Regions from separate parts of the Mus musculus genome. Here region 1 is linked to region 2. The links are chromatin loops, found by intact Hi-C in ENCODE. Cell type or tissue: heart. All regions are shown on one strand. Links, peaks and the distances in the headings refer to the core of each region. The heading gives the core; the rest is flanking DNA. Region 1 overlaps Tldc2 (TBC/LysM associated domain containing 2). Region 2 overlaps Rab5if (RAB5 interacting factor).

Region 1 (8,327 bases), core at 92-8,091, 220 kb before region 2:
AGCAAGCCTGCAGTATAGCTTCTGTCTCCCCGTGAGCCCCATGCAGGGTGTGAACTCAGGCAGCTCTGGGCAGCTGTGTCCTGTGACTCAGCCAGTTTCCCATGAGACCTCTGTCTGCTTAGGACTATGGTGTTTTCTAGTTTATAGTCACAGGACATGTACAGCTTTGAATTTCTCAAGAGGAAGTGTATGTAGAAGCAATCTATGTTCAGGACAGAGGTGTGTGTGTCTGAGACACAGCCCAGATACAATGATGGAAACTGGCTTTTCTTTGTGTCCTGACTCTCTTTTCTCTCTCTCTCTCTCTAATAGGATGGTGACATTATAGCTCCACTCATAACACCTCTGAAATGGAATAATAAGACTTCATCTTGCCTCCAAGAAGTATCCAAAGTAAAAACATGTCTAAAATTTTAAGTGAATATCTGCGGTTAGTTCTTTTCAAAAACCTCTTTCCCTCTTCACAATTAAGTTAGGAAATATAATCCGGGCCCACCAATGACCTTTATTTAGTATCTGGAATGTATTCTCGTGCTGGGGTGGGGGGGTCTCGTTTTCATTCAAAATGAAAAATGGTAACATTAACAAATTTTTCCTATCTAGCCTGTGGTGGTTTGACTAAGAATGGTCCCATAAGGTCATATAATTCAATGCCTGGTCACCAGGGAGTGGAACTGTTTGAAAGGATTACAAGGATCGAGACAGTGTGGCCTTGCTATAGGAAGTGTGTCACAGAAGATGTGCATGCTCTTGTACTCTCTCTCTCTCTCTCTCTCTCTCTCTCTCTCTCTCCCTCCCTCCCTCCCTCCCTCCCTCCCTCCCTCCCTCCTGTCCATCAGCTACCACACAGCGCCTGTTCCTCGCCATGATGGTGGATTAACCCTCTGAAGCTGTAAGCACACCCCCAGTTAACCGCTTTCCTTTATAAGAGTTGCCTTGGCCGTGGTGTCTCTTGACTGAGACAGATGCTGTAAGAAGCATTATCTGGTGTATTTTTAGCACTGACTGAAACCTTTCTCCTTTAGCAACCTATTTCCCAGGATAACTCTCCCATCTATCCTGAACTCTTGGGACAAAGGATTGCCTTTTGTTTTTAAATCAGGAATTGAGACAAGGGTACAAACTAGAATGGAAATTGTGATGCGCCGTGTAGTTAAAAAAAAAACCAAAATCCCAGCCCACTGAAGAGGTGCCCGGCACCCTGCTCCCCCCACAACACCCCACCACTTCCATCCCTGTTAAGTGCCAGGCATGGGGGGCATCGGGAGCAGTTCTTTCCTCAGAGGAGCTGAGGTGTGTCAGGCGGGTACTCTACCGATGACCTCAGCTCCATCTCTGTCTTCCTGGTACAACTCCCCCTGTCCCCTGCTTTAGGAGAGGCTAGGTTCAGAGGACACCTCATACCAGGCTACTCCTGAGTCTGTCGTGACTCCAGACAAAATCAGAGTTTTAAAGCACCTGCAACCCCTCCAGCCCCAGGGGACTCACTGCTGCCAGCCTGGGGACAGGTCTTCGCCCATCTCTTCTGAGCTGAACTGGTCAGCTGACCACCGACCCCACCCTCTGGCTGCTCTCTCCGGCACCACTGTTGCTGCAGTGTGTTTACGGGTTTTAGAACATTCTGGACTGCCTTTGTGAGCTTAGCAGACTGCGCAGTGAGTCTCAGGTTCTCTTTGTAGCTTGCTGTTCCTACCAGTGCCGAGCCGCTGTGGTTCTCCCTGCTGCCCCCCTCACCCCCACTTTGCACAGCTTTACCAGGAATTGAGTCCAATTGGAGCCAACAGTGGTCAACAGAAATGCTAGAGATGCAGGCAGTGGGGACAGAGGCAGGAGCTGGAGGCGACATCTTAGTGATGATGCTCTCCCGGGCGAGCAGCCTTGTGCTGCCTCTCTCCTCCGGGTAGCCACGTTCTGTCTTGTCCACTCATGGGTGAAGAGTATTTGGTGTGTCTGCCACTATGGGGTCATAAATGCACACGGGAGGTGCTAGCTCCCCCACTAGCCACGGTGCCTCTGTAGATCCACGAGACAGCTAGGGGTCCCCCTCCCCTTTGTGTGCCCAGACTCAAGGTTAAGAAGTGGAAAGTTTTCTGCGAATATTTTTGTATTTTTGCCAGTCTATATTTTTTAAATCATTATGGTTTATTGTGGAGTTTTGTAGTCCTAATTTTGTACCATGGTATGTGGGAAACAAATCTGACCCATTTTCTGCCTTTGATGCTGTTTTCCTTGTGAGTACCTGTGTCGTTTACGAGACTGCATTAAAAATGGAGATTTTAACAGCTTAGTCTCTCGAGTTACTGAATACTGTCAGCTTGCTGTAAATAGAACCACAGGTTTAGTGACGGTGACATCAGTTGGGTAGGGGACAGCTGCCATAAAGCTTTCATGAGCGTTTCTATCCTGAAACTAGAGGCAAGCTCCTTAATCGCAGACTCTCATACCCTGCATGCCCGGTTTGGATTCCTGTACGAAGGAATATATTCTGTAGGGCCCACATAGATGCTTCTTGGTGTCACAGCATTGTGTGGGGTCTGCAGGACAGTAGTACGGACAAGGTCCCAGGTACTTGGTTTTCCTCACCAAAATAAAAGCAGGCTATAGCCGGCTCCTTTCCAGCAGAAGGCAGACCATGCACGGGAAGGGTATGGGGGCGTAAGCTCAAAGACTCTCGTGCCTGAAAACAAGCTCTTTCCTCTCAAGCCCCCTGGGTTCTGTCTACAGAGGTTCAGCCTCCGTCCAGATCTACATAATGTCCAAGCGTAGCTCTATGTCTGTCCTGTGAGATCAAGTGACAGATGTGTGAGCGCCTGACCCGTGGCTGGCCTTCAGCGGTGCCATTTGGGCTCCAGAAGAGACAACAGAGAGTGAATGATGCTTCTCTTTATTAGTTTTAGAAGTGGAACCCAGGCTCTTAAAGTAAAAGTAATCTCTCAAACACAAAAGAGAAGTGCGAGTGCGAGTGTGTGTGTGTGTGTGTGTGTGTGTGTGTGTGTGTGTGCGCGTGCGTGCCTGTGCATGTGTGTGCACACCGTGCATACACCCGACTTGACTTAATATGAATATGTTATGGGGGAGGGGTAGGATTTTTGCTTTGTTTGTTTTGTTTTTTGATCTTCTAGGGATTGTCAAATCCCATAAAGACAAATTGTATGCTTCTTCAGTCAATGTCTTTCACACCTTATAATCAGCTCTGCTGAAGAGCAGTGGCTGCCCCTGTTCTTGGGTTTTCAAGCCATAAGGAGGCTGGCTGAGAGCCACAGTCCACATGAGGGTTCTTCCCCATCCTGAGTTGGGCAGAATGGCTGCCCTGTGTGAGGAGGCCCGGGAGGCGTCAGCTCAGAACCCAGGCCTCCAGCTCCTTGATGCAGAACTGCTCCCTGCGGGCCAGCACTTCATTGTTGAAGGTCGCACAGGGGTAGCTTCCGCCATGGTACAGGTCTCCGTCCAGCCACAGCCCAAACTGGCCACTGAAGAGAGAGGGAACGAGCTCTGGAGACAGCTCTGTAGGTACAATGTCTGTTACTCGGGCACGAGGACCTGCCCCCAGCACCAACATAAAAAGCCAGATAACATAAAAACCCTAGCACAGGGAGGGCAGCACACGGGGCCTAGGCCGCTTCAATGATATGGTGGAGATGGACTGTGGAGGACATCTAGTGTCAGCCTCAGTTCTCCATATGCGTGTGCATGCACGCACACACGGGGAATCTCGGCACGGTTGTGCCATGTGCTAGGCCTCTGTGACTGGCTGCCATCACCACACGACCACTGTCCCTCCATCATGGCTGTTCTCATCCCTTCCAGCTCATCAGGATTTGGGGCCTCCTCATGTGCTCTCTAGCGTACAGGGCATTTTTTTAAACAAGCCATTGGTTTTAATAACTTACACAGTGGTCCAGCTATCACCTCAACCCTGTTTTAGAACATTCTCATCACATTTGAAAGAGAACCTGGGCTGGAAGCAGGAAGTGGATGGGTAATCAGCGATGGCCGATGTGCCCTGTGTCCTGCTGCCCCTCAGTGGAGCTGAGCTGATAGAGGAATGCTTTTATTTTTACCTTCAGGGTATAACTTAATGTGCTTCCACATAGGGCTCACCCCAGGGTGAGAACAACCTTTGTTTTTTCCTAACTCCCACGCCTGCCCCCAAACTCACAGACTGTGTTCTTAGCCAGATGCACATCTTCTATCAAGCCTTGTCCCATGGGACTCGGAACTCTGGGACTTCCCCATCTTGTGACTCCTCGTTCCCAGTCACGTCACACTAAGATGTCACTAAGCGTGTGATGGGGATGGGCTGGTTGAGTGTGGCCATCCAGGCATGAGACGTGGTGCTGATGCCAAAGGGCATTGCAGTCTGCCTGAGAGGAACACACCTTGCCCATTCTACCCTTGGGAAAGGGCCATGGGCCACCCCAGGATGTGGGGGACAGAGACACGCACCTTCCACTGCCCATCATCAGTGAGTCCAGGTCTCCTTTCACAAAAAAAGAGTTGTGCCCTGTCCACTTAAAGACCTGAGTGAAGAGGAAAAGGAAAAGCGGGGTCACCTCTGAGTGCTGTCGTTGCAGGCTGACTCCAAGCCACATGGTGGCAGTGTTGTGTAGGGACTGGAGGCTTCTGGACCCAATGAGTTCCAGGAAAGACTGGGCTGCCAGGCCTTAATATTTCCATTTCCTTGGTCTTCACCCCTTATGCCCTCTGCCACAGATCCCCTGCATCCTGGCAGTGCCAAATAAATGCTAACAATCAAACCTCCAAAGCTTCCTGCTTTCAAAGCTAGAAAGAGGGAGGCAGCTAGGCCTAGAGCTGGAATGGAACTGCCTTTAGACCACCCTATCTGACCTAAGACTCCCCGTGAACCCCTGTGAATTTCCGTCCCACTATCTAGGTCACAGCCTCCTCCTGATCTCATGCCATATACTTCCCACAACCCTCTCCATAGTGACCTGCGTGGCCCACCAACTTTAAATCACACTATATGTCTTCTACCTAAAGCCTTCTGGCACCCCTCCACTGTGAAGGAGACAGAATTCAGTCCTCCAGCCAGCGTGCACCTGCCCCCATCCTTGCTTTCCTCCGTGCCCTCTCCTCCCCTTAGGTACTGCACCTGAGCCACACTGGCCTTCCTTTTCACCAACACCTGAAGGTGCTCATGCCTTAGGGCCTCCCTACGTTCAGACCCGTCTGTCCACAGACCTCCCCAACCCAGGCTTTTCTCCCCAAGGGTCATTTCTTACCCTACAGCCTGAGTGCCATTGCAGAGAGCCCCTGATTGATTTCCCTAGGCATCTACTAGCTCTGAGACAGCTCCATTTGAGCAGTGCTCGCTCGCCTTGTCTGCCCCGCTACAATGTAGTTCTAGAACGCCCTGGGTGCCTTGCCACACTCATGAATTAAAAGGACGAAGACTAAAGAACCAAAATAGGCAATAAAGTTGCTTTTAAAGGGCCCCAAAGTCCAGTATGTTGCTTCCTGTAATTCGATGTCCCAATCACAAGGAACAACTCCTCTTCCCCAACCCCGGAAGAATAGAAAGGTAAAGGCCAGACTGTGAAGGGGTGCGAAGGGGTGCGATAAAGCTAAGGAGTCAGCACAAGAAGACGGGACTTCTGTATCAATTCTGCACTTCCTCTGCTGTCTTCAAGGACGTGTCCTTCTGATTGGAAAGAGCAAGATAAACATTGCTACGGAAGAAACTAAGACAAAGTTCCACGTGTTACTTGGAGTAGCAGTTACTTGTGCAATTACTGGGAACTCATAAAGAGCTCGGGCCAAGACACAGGCAAGAATCAAGTTTTTCAAAGTATGGGATGACCGTGACCCCCTGGAAGTAATGGATTTCATGTAATAATATTTTTTTTTAGCACTTATGCACCAGGCCCAGTTAGGCATTGGGTAGAACAGTAAAACACAATGAACAAAACAACTGCCTCGGAGACATGTAGAGGGAAGGCAGATAAAGGGCTAAGAAATGGTATGTTACATACGCTAGAAAGAGAAGTGACACTTGGAGGCAATAAGGATTTAGAGGGAATGGTCACTTAAAACAAGGTAGCCAGGGCAGTCACTGTGATGGGGACAGCAGGATAGTCCTGAGGCTGGTGTGTACGGATCCAGTGGAAGGGCTGCTGAGCAGAACAAAACGTGCGGAGGCCCTGGGTCAGGGTGGGCTTGGGTTTTTGCCTTCCAGTTTAGGCCGGCATTGCTGGGGCAAAGTGAGGGAAAAACAAATAACCAATATTAGAAAGAGGTTGGAGAAGAGTCATGGTATATGCACATCACGAGAAGAGCCACAGGGGAAGCAAGGGCAGTCATCAGAGAACCAAATCCCCGGCTCTGATGATAGCAAGCAGCCGGAGGCTCCAACAAGACGATGTTGGTTCAAGAGGAAAATGCTAGAGCTTTGGGCTTTTAGTATGAGCTGCAGGAAGGGTGACCAGCCTACAGCCTTGGGGACACCTTTGCCTTTCACCCAAGAAGGGAAAGTTCCTTGCCGCTGACAGAGGCAGAGAACAGGTATGTTCTGTTGTTAGCAAGGCCGTCCACACCCCTTTGACCATCTTGGTGGGAGACTTGATGACTGTGTGGCAGATGTATTTACTGCTGTCTGTGTGCTGGTGGGGAGACATCTAATAACAAACAAAAGCACCCACAACTAGCTCTCCATCCATTTCACAGACTGTGAACAACTCGTTGTCAAGGGCACACTAAGCAATTAATTACACGTTCTACCTCACACGCTGATTCATCCACATTTGTGGTTCCCAAGTGTGCACCCTTCTCCCCCATGTCCTCTGCCTCCGGAGCGCCCTGCCTGAGTGGAGCCTCCGGGGTTGGTTTGCACTTCTCCCTTCACCACTGACTGAGTTGGGCGTATCCCCAACCACTTTGCGCCTCGGTTCCCTCATCTGTAAGACGAGGCAAGGATAGCAGCGTGCACCTGTGGGATTTTTGCAACGGCTGAATGAGCTGGTCTGTGAGGTGGTAAGTTCCTGTGAGTTGCTGCTGTGACTGTCATAAAAGCTGTGTGCGCTCTGTCGATCGGGCAGCACCCAGCAGCTGCAGTCAGCCAACAACCCAACAGTGGAAAAATCTATAGCTAGAAGATGTCTGGGACCCCCTGTCTCCCTTCTTCATAAGTTCCAGCTCTTCAGCCCCTTGTGCCCTCTGAGGAGTCACTGGTGCCTGCCACTGAGCTCTTTTGCTTATCCTGAAGGGGACCCCTTCCTTTCCAGCCCCCTAGTGAACTCTGAGGCTCTATCCACCCACCTCCTCGCCTTTCCTCCTCGCTTGCAGTTTCCAGCCACTGTCTTCATGGTCACATCCAGCATTTGTCCTTATCGAGGAGAGCAAGGGAGCCCCTCCAGTTCATTTCGAATGGCCCTCCATCATCCTGGCTCCTTCCCCGTTGTCCTACAGTTGTCCTACGCATTGCTCAGCTGCTTCCACTGCTCCAAGAATTTGACCCCAGGGAGACCGCTCCTCTCCAACCCCACCTTTGTTCACCCTCCATCCCTCTGGCTTTGCTGGCCCTCTGCCCGGCCTAAGCTCTACAGCTCTGCAGCCCGCTCCGTGTTTCCACTCCCGCCTACCCCTTTCCCATCCATTATTCGCTGTGACTGTGGCCTGCCAAGAGCTGGTCTGAGAACACTGGCTGCTCTGGTACTAGCCTGGCCAAGGAAGAGCTGCACCCCACTGAAAGAATCAGAAAGATCAGAGAGAGCCTCTTCTGGCTCCAAGGGCTCTCTGGGCTCCCCTTCTCACATGCAGGGACTGTGCAGCTCCTTCTCTTCCTCCAGCCTTCATGTGCATACTTTACAAGATGCCATTGTAAGCATCCTCCCCTCCCACACCTCAGGTCTACCACACTTGATCCCATCTTGCCCTTTCCGTCCTATACAGAGTAACCTGCCTTCCTCCCTTAATAAGTTCATGGTTTCTGGAGATCTTGATGGTGAGCTGAGGGCTCTCCCATGCCTACCACTGCCCTGTGGAGAAGTGGACAAGAGGCAGCTCAGCATGGGGACTCCCCATAGCTGTGACCTGTCATAGCCTTCCTCCATGACAGAAGGTTGAGCCTCACCTTTAGCTGTGGGGAGAAGGAGAAGAGGAATGTCTCTCCAGTACCGTAGAAGCCTTTGCTGAGTCGGATAGCTGAGGAGGAGAAGGCGCCAAACATCTGGAAAACAGAGAAAATGGCAAGAAAGGAGCTCGGAGTCCACCAGCCACCTCCTTCACCAGACTTCGAAGTACATGCTCAGCCTGCAGGACTCCTGGGGAGTTGGGCACAGAGATGGAGATAGGGCCACCCTCTGTTGTAC
Region 2 (8,324 bases), core at 325-8,324:
GATCTCGTCAAGGTTACTCAGAGGTGTGGAAGGGTTCTCTGAAGACCCATAAGCCTACCCTGTTGTTCTTCACTCCTCCAGGTGGCTGTACGAGGGCCTGAGCCGGGAGAAAGCCGAGGAACTACTCCTGTTACCTGGGAACCCCGGAGGGGCCTTCCTCATCCGGGAGAGCCAGACCAGGAGAGGTGGGTAAACACAGTTCCCACCCCCACCTCTCTAGAGTGGGGCTCAGGACAGGAGGTCACAGAAGACAGGCTGACGCTATCCAAACAGTCAGTGGGGGTTTCTTGAGTCCAGCCAGGCCCTGTACTGTAAAAGGACCTGAGGTGGAGCCACCAGCCTATGAGGACAAAGGAAAGACAGTTTACCTAGCCCAATCAAGGGGAAACTTCCTGGAGTGGGGACCTAGGCTTGGAGTTGAGCTACATTGTTTCCTTGAGGATCCTTTGACAATAGAGCAAGGTGGGTATGAATTCACCAACAGGGATCCAAGCTTAGTCTATAGTTGGCAATCGGGATTTTACTCAGACCAGCAGTGGTGATGCCCTTTCACAACACAGCACATGATATGATCTTTTGGAAAATGTTCATCACAAGCCAGGCACCTCAGAGACCTCAGGGTCAATAATATGAAATTTGCTAGTAACAGCCTATAGAGGCGATGAGACACTCCGGAGGGCAGGTACACCTCCCAGGTCTGCCCTAATTGAGGTGGGCTGTCAGACTCCTTGTTCTCCACTTCTACGCGGCATGCACTTCCCTCAGGGGCTTCCTGGATGAACCTTCCTCCAGCCTCTCCTAATTTCCAAGAAACCTCAACCCCTCACCCTCATGCAAACCTCACACACACTGGCTGGCTGTGGGTGATGATGGCGCAGCTGGCCCCAGTGCAGCAGCAGCAAACAGGAAACGTCGGTGGTGGCCGTGGTGACTGGGACTGGAACCCTGCAGACCTACCGGCTGTGAGCTAGAAAAGCCACAGGAAGTGCTCAGTGCTCGGCTACCCACCCCACCCTACCTCGGGCCTGGTGCCAGAGTATAGTGACCACCCTATGTGCTGTTCATTCTGCCCTCTGACGTAAGAAGGGGCATGTACAAGGGAAATTCATGGAGTTAGGTAAGGGAGGGGCCAAGAGGAATCCGTAAAGATCTTCAAGGACTTGGAAGGATACACAGAAAAGTTGGGACCAGCGTCCCTATTGCCAGCTAGCCAGCCCGAGGGATCCTCCTGTCCTGTGTCCTCAGGACTAAGATTACAAGCATACATCACCATGCCAGGCCTTTCACATACATCTGTGCTGGGGTTTGAACTCAGGACCACATGCTTGCAAAGCAACTACTTCTCAGTCAATCAGAAGGCCACTTACATCAGAAGCAGAAGACCCCGAGTTAGAGCAAGTTGGTACATGCCAGAAACCCAGCACTTGGGAGACAGAGCCCAGAGGACCAAGAATTCAAAGTCACTTTGAGCTACATAGAGACTGCAGGGCATATGTGTTCTGTGTGAGACGCTGTCTTGACAGAAGGCTAGCAGTGATGGTGCGCTAACTCTAGCACTCAGACAGAGAGACAGGAGGATCACCCAGGAATTCAAGGCCAACTTGGACTGACAGTGAGATCTAGGCTTAGCCGGAAGTTCAGAGTAAGGCCCTCACCTACAAAATAAAATAATTAAAGGCAGAGGGGGCCAGAGGATGCCTCAGTCTGAGAAGTAGCTGCTTTGCAAGCATGTGGTCCTGAGTTCAACCCCCAGCACAGATGTGAAAGGCCTGGCATGGTGATGTATGCTTGTAATCTTAGTCCTGAGGACATGGGACAGGAGGATCCCTCGGGCTGGCTAGCCTACACATATAAAAACCCTTCCCTTGCTGACCTTTTAGGATGGCTGTCTCCCAAGCATGAGCCTGCCCTCTCCTCCCGGCTCCCTTTCCACAGCATAGCTTAAGCTGAAGGGCACATGTACCTAGCCTGGGTAAAGAGATCACTTTCGTTCATTGCTTATAGACCTGAGGGTTTCTATCCAGGGATGCAACAGAATTACCTACAGGAATACTGCACACCCAGCTTGCTGACAGGGTCCTAGGCTGGGGTTGAGCATGCTCCTCGCTCACACTGCTGGCCTGGGGAACTTACGCTGAGAACTAGTTCTTAGCTGTTACGTTGGAATCGCCTTGGAGAAGCTTATAACACGGATGCCTGCACACCGGTTTAAATGACCAGGAATGTGTCTTGGGATCTGGAATCTGAAACAGTGAGGCTCCTCACTGGACAAGGGCACGTTTGTAGTGAAGTAGAGCAAGAAACCCCAGTGTGTGCTGGAGTCGGGAGTCCTGGAGAGTCAGACCTATTTCAGATACTAAGTGACAGTCTGCATTTTTGTTCTGTGGTTCAAGGGCCCAAACCCTAAACTGACACTGAGTTCTAGTATCCTGTGTGATGTTACATAGAGTGCTGGTTCTCAGATCAGTCATTGGGATGCTCTGGTCTTTGTGTGAGGTCGTGGGGATTTCCTAACACATAGTAGTGTGCACACTAGGCCAGCACTTTACCGCTGAGGTACCAACCTCTGAACTTTACTGTACTAGTGGCCCAAACAGGCTGTTTGTGAGCATGGTATCTATGAAGAAGAGCACCGTTAACACCAAACTTTCCAGAGTGACTTTCTCTCTGGCCATGGTGACATCTACTTACTTTCTCATTCCAACCCTGTGCCACCTGAGTCTTTATCCATACAGCCGATATTTAATGCTCACCCATCCTGAGGACCACAGAATCCTATTACAACTAATAGTCTTTATCCTGCCTTTGACCCCAGCATCCCCCTGAAGACTGGGCTGTGGCTATTGTTTGTTCCTTCTTCCAACCTCGGCAGGGCTGAGTCTCTACCTGGACCCACCCTGGACCCTTTCCTCCTTAGGCTGCTATTCCCTGTCCGTCCGACTCAGCCGCCCTGCATCTTGGGACCGGATCAGACACTACAGGATACAGCGTCTTGACAATGGCTGGCTGTACATCTCACCTCGCCTCACCTTCCCCTCACTCCACGCCTTGGTGGAGCATTACTCTGGTATGTATGGCTTACATTTTGCCTCCACTGCAGACTGGATGAGGGGCCTAGGAGATAGTCAGTTGTGCCCTTAGAGGCTTGACCTGCTGGAGCTATACAGAGGAGGCACTTCTGCTATCGATCCTTATGCAGCCCTTGTGCTAAGATGTGAGTGGGAGCTGCCTCCATCCCATGATGACAAAGAACTACAGGCCAACCATGAGCCTGGCCAGAATCTCACAGGCAACGGTGATTCTAAATTAATGTGCACAGAAGCTGAGTTCTTCCCACAGGAACCAGACTGTGCTCTTCCTGGGTGCAATGCAATCCTTAGCTAGCATTTCTGATGTCAAGGAGACAAAGGGGAAAACCTTATTGGCAGTGGTGGTGCACACCTTTAATCCCAGCACACAGCGGGTGGAGGCAGGCAGATCTGAGTTCCAGGCTAGTCTGGCCTACAGAGTGAGTTCCAGGACAGCCAGGGCTAGAGAGAAAACCTGTCTTGAGGAAAGAAAAAAAGTATGTGTGTGTGTGTGTGTGTGTGTAGGGGGACACCTCTTGAGAAAGTTGACTTGGGGTTTCCTACAAGGTGGTTCTATACAGTAGGTACGATGGGTCCCAGGCTGACCTCTCCCTACTTGCTTCTCAGTTTTACACAGAATTAAGTACCCCATAACTTTGTCCAGTTGACCTTTACCACCTGTCTGCCTTTATGAGACCCATCACTTGAGACTTCACTTCCTATTACTTTTTGGCAACCATGCCCTCAATATGCCAAGCACAGAAAACTCCTGGGGCAGGTACCATATCACAGGTTTGGATCTCTTCCACAGAGCTAGCAGATGGCATCTGCTGTCCCCTCAGGGAGCCGTGTGTCCTGCAGAAGCTTGGGCCACTACCTGGCAAAGATACACCTCCACCTGTGACTGTGCCAACATCATCACTAAATTGGAAAAAGCTGGACCGGTAAGAATATTTGAAACATAAAGGCAGAATAAGAAATAGACTCACAACCCACAATGGGGCTGTCACATTCAGGGACACTTCTAGAGTGCAGCCAGGCTGAAGCAGTGTAGAGGACAAGGCAGAGTTGGGAAAGGGAGGCATGGACCTCAGGGGAGCCAGGTAGGATGTAGGTTAGGCTGGGTGGGTGATCACAGTCCTGCATAGGGAGGTAAGATGGAGTAAGATCAGTAAGAAATGAGGAGCCTGAGTTTGTCAGTGACATGGTGCTATTCTGAGGCAATGAACTGTGTGGCAAGCACAGGGGAAGTGACTCCTTCACCCGCTGTCCCCCATCCACAGCAGCCTCCTGTTTCTGGAAGCACCTGCGAGTGGGGAGGCATCTCTGCTCAGTGAGGGGCTCCGAGAGTCCCTCAGTTCCTACATCAGCCTGGCTGAGGACCCCTTGGATGATGCTTAGCCCTGGAGCACAAAGAGAAAGGGAACCAAGACTGTGGCACCGAGAGCTCCAACTCCGCTGACCCTGACAAAGCTCCAGGAGGCAAGGCTGGGAGAACAGAGACGGCTGGGGTGGGGCACAGACACTCGGGGCCTCACCTGGGCTTTCTGATAAGTCATGTATCTCCTAAGGCCTCACCCCTACCTACTACTTCTAGTCCATGTGCAGTGCAGTTCAAAGCAGGGCTGGCCTCTACAGAGAATAAAATACTTCTGAGGTCTGATAAGTCACTTCCTGAGAGAAATGTCCAGTACAGCAGCTACTCAGCCCTACTAAAAGACAGAGAGAGCATCACTACCATGGAGAGAAAAAATATTGGGAACGCTCACAAGTCTTTTCCAGAATGCAAACACATCTCAGATGGTAGGATGGCTCAGAAAGCATTGACAAGAGGAACACTGGATGGCTTTACCGCAGTAGACCCCACCTAACTCCCACGCACGAGGAAGACTGACAATCCAGATCTTCCCATGATCTCCCATCAAGTCCTTTCAGCCAACTTCAGTGTTCAAACAGCCAGGTCCTCCCCATACCCCCGTTTTGCCACCTGGTGGTCAAACACAAAATGACACCGTTTAAATCTCACATCTAGCCCAGTCACCTATCTCAGTACTGAGTCAGGACATCAGGTGGTGGACCCTCTCTGAAATGCCAATACCAACTCCAGCCAAAAGAGAAAGAGTCTGGCTGCTACTGCTGCTGTGGGAGGAGAGGGAGGAGGGAAGAGAGCAGGGGCTCTGCTAAACCCTACTCCTAGGTTCAGAGGGTAAGGTCAGTAGGTAAGCAAGGCTTTAGTTTACCAGGCATGCCAACACACTTTCAGTTAAAGATTTGTTTATTCAAGTTTCTGAAAACATCCTACAATGGAGACTTATTAGATGGCTGCTTGTATTGTACCATGGACCACACACATGGTGTTTTCAGAAGACTTGAGATGCAGTGATGGTTTAAAAACTGTACACCTGACGGAGAACCAAGGAAGACAATGTTTCATCCGGATCCAGAGGCGCATCAAATTCAACAGCAGCTCCACTCGGCAAACAGCTGTTACATGATGGTATCCAAGGAAAAACAGTTGACAATGGACAAATTCAGAAATGCTTCCCCAAAGGCGGATGGTTCTTTGAAAAGTTTCACAACCCTTGCGGAAAATACTGATGTCCAACACGTTGATTCTAAGTTCAGGAGACGTGGGTCTTCCCGGTTCCACGCGGCAGGAGTGCCCCAATTGGCATGTACCTGTGCTGTAGTAAAAGGGTCCTTCGGACTGGACAGAAGACACGGGAGCAAATGCCATCAGTCATAGTGGATGGCAGTGTAAAAGATGATCCAAATGACCTACGGGAGACACAAGCAATATTCATATCGTCACCTGGATCAACACAGGCTCCTCCCCCACATGAAGGCAGCAATGTATAAATCTGAGGTCTTTAGGATGTTCATAAAGGATAATTATCATTAATCTCAAAACATCAAAGAAAAAGTCTGTTCCCACGGTCACTTGCCACCTCTCTCCGGAGCTTCAGGTACTGGCAACCACTAACCTACTTTCTGTCTCTGGCCCTGTGTATTCTGTATTTTACTAAGGGGACCATGTAGCCGTAGAGTCTTCCACTTGGCATAATGTTTTCAAGGCTCACCTATGCTCAGGAGCAGACAATCATCATTTCACTGTATGCATAGCAGACACTTTACACTTCAGATTACAGCCGTGGGAGCCGCTGCTTTCCCCTGGATATATTTCATATACACATATCTAAATTCTTGGCTTTTTTTTCTTTCTTTTGAGGATAAGGTCTTTCTATGTACCTCAGTCTGAACTCAAATTAATAAGTCAATGAGTGTTTTCTCTGAGCAACCTGGCATCTCATTAAATAAACAGAAGGTGTTGTAGAACTACCAGCCACACATACCATGAACAAGGCAAATGATGTCATAAAGCCTTCTTTGGTGAGCTCCCACGTGCCCCCATATTCTTCCTCGTCGATTTGTAGGTAGTTACTGAAGTAGAGATACAGAACTCCTGCATTGATCAGGCAGAATCTGGAGTGAGGGGAATCAACACCAAACACAAACCGTAAGCTCTGAGGCCGCAGGCTCTCCCCTCACACCCATGTTCCAGTTTATTCTTCGTCTATGGGTGGTATCTCCCTACCCTGCCCTGCCCTGCCCAGGCAGGGGATGACTCCCAGACAAAAGTTCCAATCTTAGGAAGACAGGCTCAATCTGTTTACTTCATCATGAGTGTCTGGGTAAGTCTATCCAGAGGGGCCTCAGCTTCCTCATAGACAGACAGACATACACACACACACACACACACCAACAGGGGGCCTCTGATAGTTATTAGGTTTGGAGAAGTGAAGGAAATAATTCAAATGTCTAGACCTTAAGTGGAGCTGCCTACCCAACTAAGCTGGAGATTTAAGGAAGGAACAACTACTCTTAGTCACAAGCGTGAAATAAAACATTTAAAGCAGCCGGGCATGGTGGCGCACGCCTTTGATCCCAGCACTCGGGAGGCAGAGGCATACGGATTTCTGAGTTCGAGGCCAGCCTGGTCTACAAAGTGAGTTCCAGGACAGCCAGGGCTACACAGAGAAACCCTGTCTCAAAAAAAAAACCAAACCAAAGCAACAACAACAACAAAAACCATTTAAAGCACCGGGCAGGGGTCTCAACGCAATGGCAGAACACTTGTCTAGTGCTCTAGACACACTCAACTTTGAGTTCCATTCCTAGCACTGCCCCAATTCTCCAATCTACACTTTTTTTTTTGGAGATAGGGTCTCACTATGTAGATCAGCTAACCTTAAGCTCACAAGAGGTCTCCTGCCTCTGCCTCCTGAGTGCTGGGATTAAAGGAGCACACCACCACCACACTCACTCATTCTCCAATGTAAAGCACACAATTTCTCTCAGCCTCCTCGAAGAAATCAGCATGGCTGTCGTGCCACCCTAAATAAGACCTACACCAGCCATAAGCCTCAACACAGCTCCTGTTGAAGGACGGTCAGGGGACAGACATATTTAATTGCTTTATGGCCTAGTAAAGCAAGTAAAAACATTGTTTGCTCTCTGCATTAATTCCCAAGAGAAGGCCATTTATGAATAGCTTGTTACTCAGTGACGAGGTAAACCAGATACCCTTGGCTCCAGTTTATCATCTATTAGGGGCTAATAACAGCAATGGGAATGGAGTCGAAACTGATGATTGATGAAGCCCATCCGTCTGACCCCAGGATGTATTGAGCTGATCAGAAACTGAACACAATGGATAGAGAGGATGGGAGGAGTGCGCACGTGTGTGTGGGATGATGCAGATTGTTTCCAAGGAGTGGAGCTCAGACTGCTGCAAGGAAGCACTCAGTGCACGGGTGATCGGTGGGATCACTGTATCCTATTGCAGGTGAGAGGACTGGGGTACAGGCTTCACCGTTTGGCTTGTGGACAGTAATATAATGGCTTTCTCATGAACGGAAGGAACAGGAGTGGGGAGCAAATGTGTCTTGGAGATGAGCACGTGGCTGAAGAGGTAAGAGGAGACAAAGGCATTTTGTTGAGTGCAACTGTTCTTGGATTTCAAAGAAACGAGGCTTTTGATTATACTGTAGCCACACCCTCATCTTCTGCCAGAAATCTTGGCATCTGGCCACCTCCCATCCCCCAAAGGACCTTTATTTTGGACAGGCTGACTTACTCGTTCTAGCTAGAGACTGATACTCGAAAGCTTAGATAATAAGCTAGCTCTGGAGATGGGTCAACCCGTGCCTGCAATCCAATACTTGGGAGGTTGAGGCAAGAAGGACTGCTGGAATT

What was found. A loop is a pair of places that touch in the nucleus more often than their neighbours do. Peaks named below come from ENCODE experiments on the same cell type or tissue, not always from the same donor. Only the 100,000 strongest peaks of a DNase experiment are listed, where the experiment ranks them.
Region 1: a loop joins it to region 2, with 5 times the contacts of the local background. A loop is called at or near these places in 21 of 42 quality-filtered maps.

The regions. Positions count from the first base shown.
Region 1 is chr2:157,091,489-157,099,815 of GRCm38, reverse strand. It overlaps Tldc2 (TBC/LysM associated domain containing 2), which reads right to left. Exons shown (of 6, transcript NM_001177439.2): 4 at 8,090-8,185; 5 at 4,447-4,520; 6 at 2,868-3,470. The coding sequence ends at 3,335. It overlaps Samhd1 (SAM domain and HD domain, 1), which reads left to right. Exons shown (of 16, transcript NM_018851.4): 16 at 313-2,282. The coding sequence ends at 417. Among named protein-coding and RNA genes, the nearest start is that of Tldc2, 8.6 kb to the right of the region's middle. In heart, for the core only: a CTCF peak has its summit at 4,581 (motif pointing right); DNase peaks (open chromatin) are centred at 4,585 and 7,595; H3K27ac peaks cover 1,970 bases.
Region 2 is chr2:156,870,565-156,878,888 of GRCm38, reverse strand. Rab5if (RAB5 interacting factor) reads right to left here. Exons shown (of 4, transcript NM_026124.3): 3 at 6,422-6,551; 4 at 5,326-5,846. The coding sequence ends at 5,805. It overlaps Sla2 (Src-like-adaptor 2), which reads left to right. Exons shown (of 8, transcript NM_001356495.1): 5 at 82-185; 6 at 2,918-3,067; 7 at 3,880-4,012; 8 at 4,352-4,738. The coding sequence ends at 4,469. Among named protein-coding and RNA genes, the nearest start is that of Rab5if, 12 kb to the right of the region's middle. In heart, for the core only: a CTCF peak has its summit at 5,054 (motif pointing left); DNase peaks (open chromatin) are centred at 918 and 8,168; H3K27ac peaks cover 199 bases.